Linked DNA regions of Homo sapiens: region 2 is linked to region 1. A link is a loop called in an ENCODE intact Hi-C map of the cell type or tissue named here. Cell type or tissue: A673. All regions are shown on one strand. Links, peaks and the distances in the headings refer to the core of each region. The heading gives the core; the rest is flanking DNA.

The links. A loop is a pair of places that touch in the nucleus more often than their neighbours do. Peaks named below come from ENCODE experiments on the same cell type or tissue, not always from the same donor. Only the 100,000 strongest peaks of a DNase experiment are listed, where the experiment ranks them.
Region 2: it touches region 1 in a loop (3-fold over the local background); 11 of 110 quality-filtered maps call a loop at or near these places.

The regions. Positions count from the first base shown.
Region 1 is chr6:128,515,619-128,518,539 of GRCh38, forward strand. All of the region lies in intron 1 of PTPRK (protein tyrosine phosphatase receptor type K), which reads right to left. Among named protein-coding and RNA genes, the nearest start is that of PTPRK, 3.5 kb to the right of the region's middle. In A673, for the core only: a CTCF peak has its summit at 1,137; a DNase peak (open chromatin) is centred at 1,103; H3K4me3 peaks cover 632 bases.
Region 2 is chr6:128,436,812-128,439,732 of GRCh38, forward strand. The region is part of intron 1 of PTPRK (protein tyrosine phosphatase receptor type K); the gene reads right to left. Among named protein-coding and RNA genes, the nearest start is that of PTPRK, 82 kb to the right of the region's middle. In A673, for the core only: no CTCF peak of the experiment used is centred there; a DNase peak (open chromatin) is centred at 1,660; H3K4me3 peaks cover 1,326 bases; H3K27ac peaks cover 2,303 bases.

The DNA of each region.
Region 1 (2,921 bases), core at 113-2,612:
AAATACCATAGGACTTTTTTCCTCTTCTAAAAATTAAGTAAAAGATCAAAAACACATACACACACTCACACACACACATACACGTGCACACACACAGAATCCCTGTGTTCTTTGTTTTGTCTTTAAGAACAATCTGTAAACTTTCTTGATGCTTCCTGCTCTCAATCTTCCAGCATCTCTCTTCCTGCACTCCATGAAAAGCAAGTAGGGGAAATGGGAGCAGCACAGATCCCTATTTAGCATGATGTTCACTGTCTTTAATACCAGTTTGAGTAGACCTGGTATACTGCACTTTAAAAATATTAGTAGCCAACACACTTTTTCTATATGGAATCTTATCACATGAATTAAATATTACCTTAAAGGCCAGAAAAACCTGTAACAAACCATCATTGCTAGAAATATGAGATTTGGTGGGAATGTTGGCATTAGCTTTGGTTAGTGGATGAGTCATATTTCCAGTTCTTAAGGACATGTACAGCACTAAAATATATTTGGCAAAAACAAAAGGGCTGTGATCTTGTGTATATATATGTGGGGCTCTGTTTTTGCTAGAAAAGAGTAGGAGGGAGTGTGGGAGGGGGCAGAGTGGCAGAGGGGTTGATTTATTTTTGAAATTCACTTTTATGAGCACAAAGAGAAGAGCTGTCAGCAGCACACATGCCAATGTCCAAACAGCAGCCAGACTCTCCTCTTTCCGTCTGGGTAGGCCAGACACAAAACTACATCTCACGACCTAGGAAAATCAAGAGTCAGATGCAAGAGAACTAGAGAGAGAAAAAAAAACAGTCCTGGAAATGTCCAGCTACATATGATTGCTAGTGATTAGAACGTGGAGTTTTAATGAATTGAGGGATCGAGGGATATTTAGCCAATCAAAACCAAAAAAAACTAACAGGCAAACCTTAAAGCAAGCTGGCTCCAAAGTATCTTCCTAGCAGGTAATAAGTATAAGAGAAATTAATCTCACCTAAAGAGACAACAAGGAGTCAGATACTGCTCAGGTGCTGCTTAGATGAGTTACAGCATTCTAAGTGCACATCAACAGGGTGACATGTCAGGAACTATAGACAAAGCAGGATCTCGAGCTGTATTTCCAGGCTCCTATCATACAAGAGAGACAATAGTCCCTCTCTAGGTCATTGATAAGACTGCATCTAGAAAGCTACATATTATTCTCAACACAGAGTTGAAAACCTGAACCAACAGTTAAACAAACAGCTAAAGAAACTGACTAAAAATATTTTTTTCTGTAGTTAGAAATGCCAGGAATGTTAATAGTGACTCTTCCATGGGTCTAACTCAAGTAAGGATTTATACGAGGTAAGTTAAAAAAATTAAGGATAATCGATCATTGTGCTGACAAAATTATGGTCTGGCCAATCTAGTATGTTTATGTTTAACAATAACTATGTTAAACAATAATTAAATGAATGACTGGCTGAGTGAAAACACACACACACATGCACACACACACGTGCGCACACACACACTCACACACAAATCCTGAACAGCCTGCACTTACTGGAGAGAGAATTTGGAAGGAGTAAAAAGCTGAGACTAAGGCACTTAATGATGATTACACCCCAGATAGCTGCACAGTGCTTTACAATTTACAGTGCTAGTTCCCATAAATTACTTCATTTAATCATAAAAAACATGTGGAAAGGTCAAGTTGGGTATTATTATCCCCATTTTACAGAGGAGAAAGCTGAGTTTCCAAGTCACCTTACCTGCATCTGGTTTCGTCAGTCATCTAAGTCCTTCTACAGAAAACTTTCTTACATTATATCAAGAGATCACAGCTATACAACCCAGTGAATAAACTTTAATACTTCTTTATTCTTCTATGCCTCGGTTTCCTCAGATATGACATGGGTGTCATTTTAAGTGAGAGGTGAAACTGAAAGAATGTATGAGTTGGGATTTACAGAACGTTCTGGTTTTAAAGAGGCTCACAGTGCAGCAGTTTTACACTTTAACTGCAAAAGCTAAGAAAAAAGTCACAATAATGAAAACACTCTTACATTTTTGGTTTAAACAAAGAAAACTGAATAAGTATATGACACATCAAAGTCCCAACAATGCTCAGCCTTTCAAAATTTGCTTTTGAAGCTTACTACATTAGGAACCACATGATATCGGAAAGTAAACTGATCTTAATGAGTATGATTTGAAAGACATACTTCAGATATTTTTAAATTCTCAACATGAATTTGTCTTGGACTTTTAAAGTGGGTTTATTTAAATTTCTCAAAAGGAATAAAAGTTCACTAGTTAAAGTAAAATATAAGAAAAACCAGCAATATGGAATACACCTCCAATCTTCAATACATCTCTAATCTATGTCTGCAACAAATCTGACTGCCATAGAATTTTATGACAATAAAATATCAAATGATTTATGGTAGCCAGAAAAAAAAGGAAGTATTTACAAAACAAACTTATAATTTGTGGAGAAAGGCAAATCCACAATCTGACTTTAAACTCTGGGAATAAAAGACATTCATTTCTGGGCATACATTCCTAAAGGGCAAAATCTTGAGATGCAATCCTGTGATTACTGTACTTTTTAGGAATGCACATTATATTAATTAAATATACAACATCATGTCAAATGTTATGCTTTGTCACTAAAGAAAAGCCAGGCATATTTAGTTAAAGTACTTAGAACTAGATATCTAAGAACACAATTGTTTATTGTACGTATCTAAACTCCAGGTATCAGAAAAGCTCATTTTCACATTCAGCTGGAGGAAAAGTAGTATTTATTTGTTAATTAAAGGGTAAATAACATTTAAAAAGAGAAAAAGTTTTCTAACTGCTGAAAATATATCCATCGCTGTTGAGACATTAATAGTTGCAACTCTTGAATACATGTAAGTTTAATTATGCAACTGGTAGAGTTCAAACTTTCAATT
Region 2 (2,921 bases), core at 159-2,658, 79 kb before region 1:
ATAGAATGGTGGCTGCCAGGGTATGAAGAGAAGGGGAAACAAGAATTGCTGTTCAATGGATATAAAGCCTCAGTTACGCAGGATGAATAAGGCCCAGAGATCTGCTGTACAACGTTACACCTATAGTTAGCGATACTGTATTGTGCACTTAGAAATTGTTTAAGAGGGAAATCTTGTGTTTTTAATTTATGATGGTTAAGTATTCCTACCATCAGAGGCATCCTAACCAGAGTCACTCCATCTTGAATGAAGGTGGGAAAAAGTCAAATCTGCTGGGTTACTTTCCCTGGGGTTCAGCACTCTTGGTCACAAGATATTCATGGTTGAGGGACTAAGTTAATAGTGTTAACTAACTGTATAAGACCCAGAACTTATGGAAATGCCCTAGTACTTTAAGAACAAAAACCATTCTTAGTTTGAGAATAGGTTTTGCTTTAAAGATAAGCGTAATATAAGAAAGTAACAATATTAATAGCCTGCCACAAGCTAATCACAAACCATCATAAAAGAGTACATCAAAACCTATTTATATAAGCAAGCATTGTATTTGAAATGGCGGTGTGCCTCCTCTTGCATTCTGAGGACACCCTACTCTGCAACTAAGTAGTATCTAATAAACTATGTTACCTTCACTATACTATACTCTGCCACTCGCCCTGAATTCCTTTCCATGAGAGATCCAAGAACCCACTCTTGGGGTCTGGGACAAGAACCCTTTTCCGGTGACATTACCACAATAAATAAAAATAAATTACATAATTAAATACATTTTTAAACAAACAGGTCGACTCCAAAGCCTTAGCGATTATTTAGGCGGTAATTAAGCTGACCCAAGGCAGGAGGAGAGTGTAGAATAAAGATGTTCTTGCTAGAAAGAATAGAATGAGACAAAACTAAATGAGTAGCAGGCAGAGAAATAATGAAGGCAGACCCAAAATAGCAGTATAGGCAGGGCTGATGAGGGGGTGTACCGAGGTATAGCATAGCAAATGGGCTATGAGGAGTGTGAATATGTGGAATTGAAACAGCTCCCACCTTCGGCCAGAAGCTGTCGCGATTCCCAGAAGGGCAGGGTTAACAGGACACAGTCATCCCTCGCATAGGCGGGAGAGATCAGTTTCAAGATCCCAGCTTATACCCAAATCCGTGCATACTAAAGTCCCACAGTCAGCCCTGAAGAACCTGAACATCCGAAAAGTTGCTTCTCCCCATATACGGGTTTCCCATCCCGGGATACTGTAATTTCAATCACCATTTGGATGAAAAAATATCCGGGTATATAAACGGCCCCACGCAGTTCAAGCCCGTGTTGTTCAAGGGTCGGCTGTGCATACATTGGGGCTGATTCGCTCAGTCAAACCACCTAACATCACAGACGTTTCTCAAAGAGAGTCTTGCCTGTAGGTGACCTCCACTGACATCTCTACCTCTGCTAAGGAGTAAAGGAATAAATGAAAATTCTGCGTGCCACTTTTGAATGGATGCCAACCCTTGGCTCTTCATTCTACCTACTCTTATACACACAGTAACACTCTAAACCATAATAATTCTACTGTAAGTTTCTTCTTTGAAATGGCAATCGCCAGCAGGGAATTCTGTAAGAAGAATCTACTCTATCACTGCCAGGGCACACAGAATTTTGAATTAAGGAAACAGCTGGCTGCTTGCCACAGGCAGGAAATGGAGAAGAGCCAGTCAGCATTCATCTCTCTACTTCTGTCCAACTAACTACTTCTAGCTCTCTTCATCTGCCTTCATCTTACCTCTTTTGATTTGGGGATTGAATCAAAGAGCTGTTGTGCACCTCAGATGCAATGGAGTATCAACTTACAAAAAGATACAAACAGTGAACTAGGGCTGCCCCAGGTGCCAAGTTAGGCTGAGAAAAGCCTAAAGACAAAGGAGTTCAGGCTGCAAGACTGAAACCTGAACACACTGATGAATACAGTACCACTACTTAAGCTCTTACTGATCAGCTGCTTCTGAATTAATCACCAAATAATGGGCAGCATTTACAGAGAGCTCCTAGTACTCCTGGTACACAAAAAATACTTCCAATAGTTGCATCAACTCTGGGAAGAAGTTTTGCTTTCCCATTGAAACAGAAGTTTAGAGAAAAAAAAAATGACCATATAATTATTCAGTGATGGATCAGTATTCCAATTAGAACTCCAAACTTAACGTTCTTTCCATTAAACAGTGGAATAATACCAGGGAAACACTGAGATTTGCTTAGAAAGTACTTTGGAGTGATCAAAGAATTGTTTTTAAAAAAACGGAAAAATTTCTTAGAAGATCAGGATTCCACTAAATGGTCATAAGTTCTTTATTAGATGGGAATCAAACATTTAGGAGCAAAATTGATTGAACAGTTATGCATTTCCCCTTCCCCTTCCTGCTTCACATATTTTACAATGAAATTACTGAAGTGGTGGGGTGGGGGGCTATGAATGAGCACGGTAGATAACACCTGTATCCAAAAAGACTACAAATAATACAATGAGTGCAGAAACTTTGATTCACCATTGAGTACCCAGTCAAGAACAGAGTCTGGCCAATATATTTTTTAATAAAATAATTCATTAAGAAAAATGGAAAACTATTCCCACTAATGTAATTTGAAACAATAATCCTTAGTACATAGAACTAATTCAAGCATGAAAAAATTACAGTAGGTTTCAGATAATAGAATCTCCTTCAAAATGCTTTATTCATGATTTCTGCTATGGTTTAATAATTCAAAAACCTATGCTTTGGGGTAAAGAGAAAGTATCACAAAAACAGTCCAAACACCAAGGAGTAAAGCCTACCGATTACAATGAATGACAATCTGTGACCCTGAGGATAATTATATGCTGCCCCTAATTAGTCTTCCAAAAGTTTGAGAATTCATCTGCTGAAAGTGAAAATGCAGTTGCAAA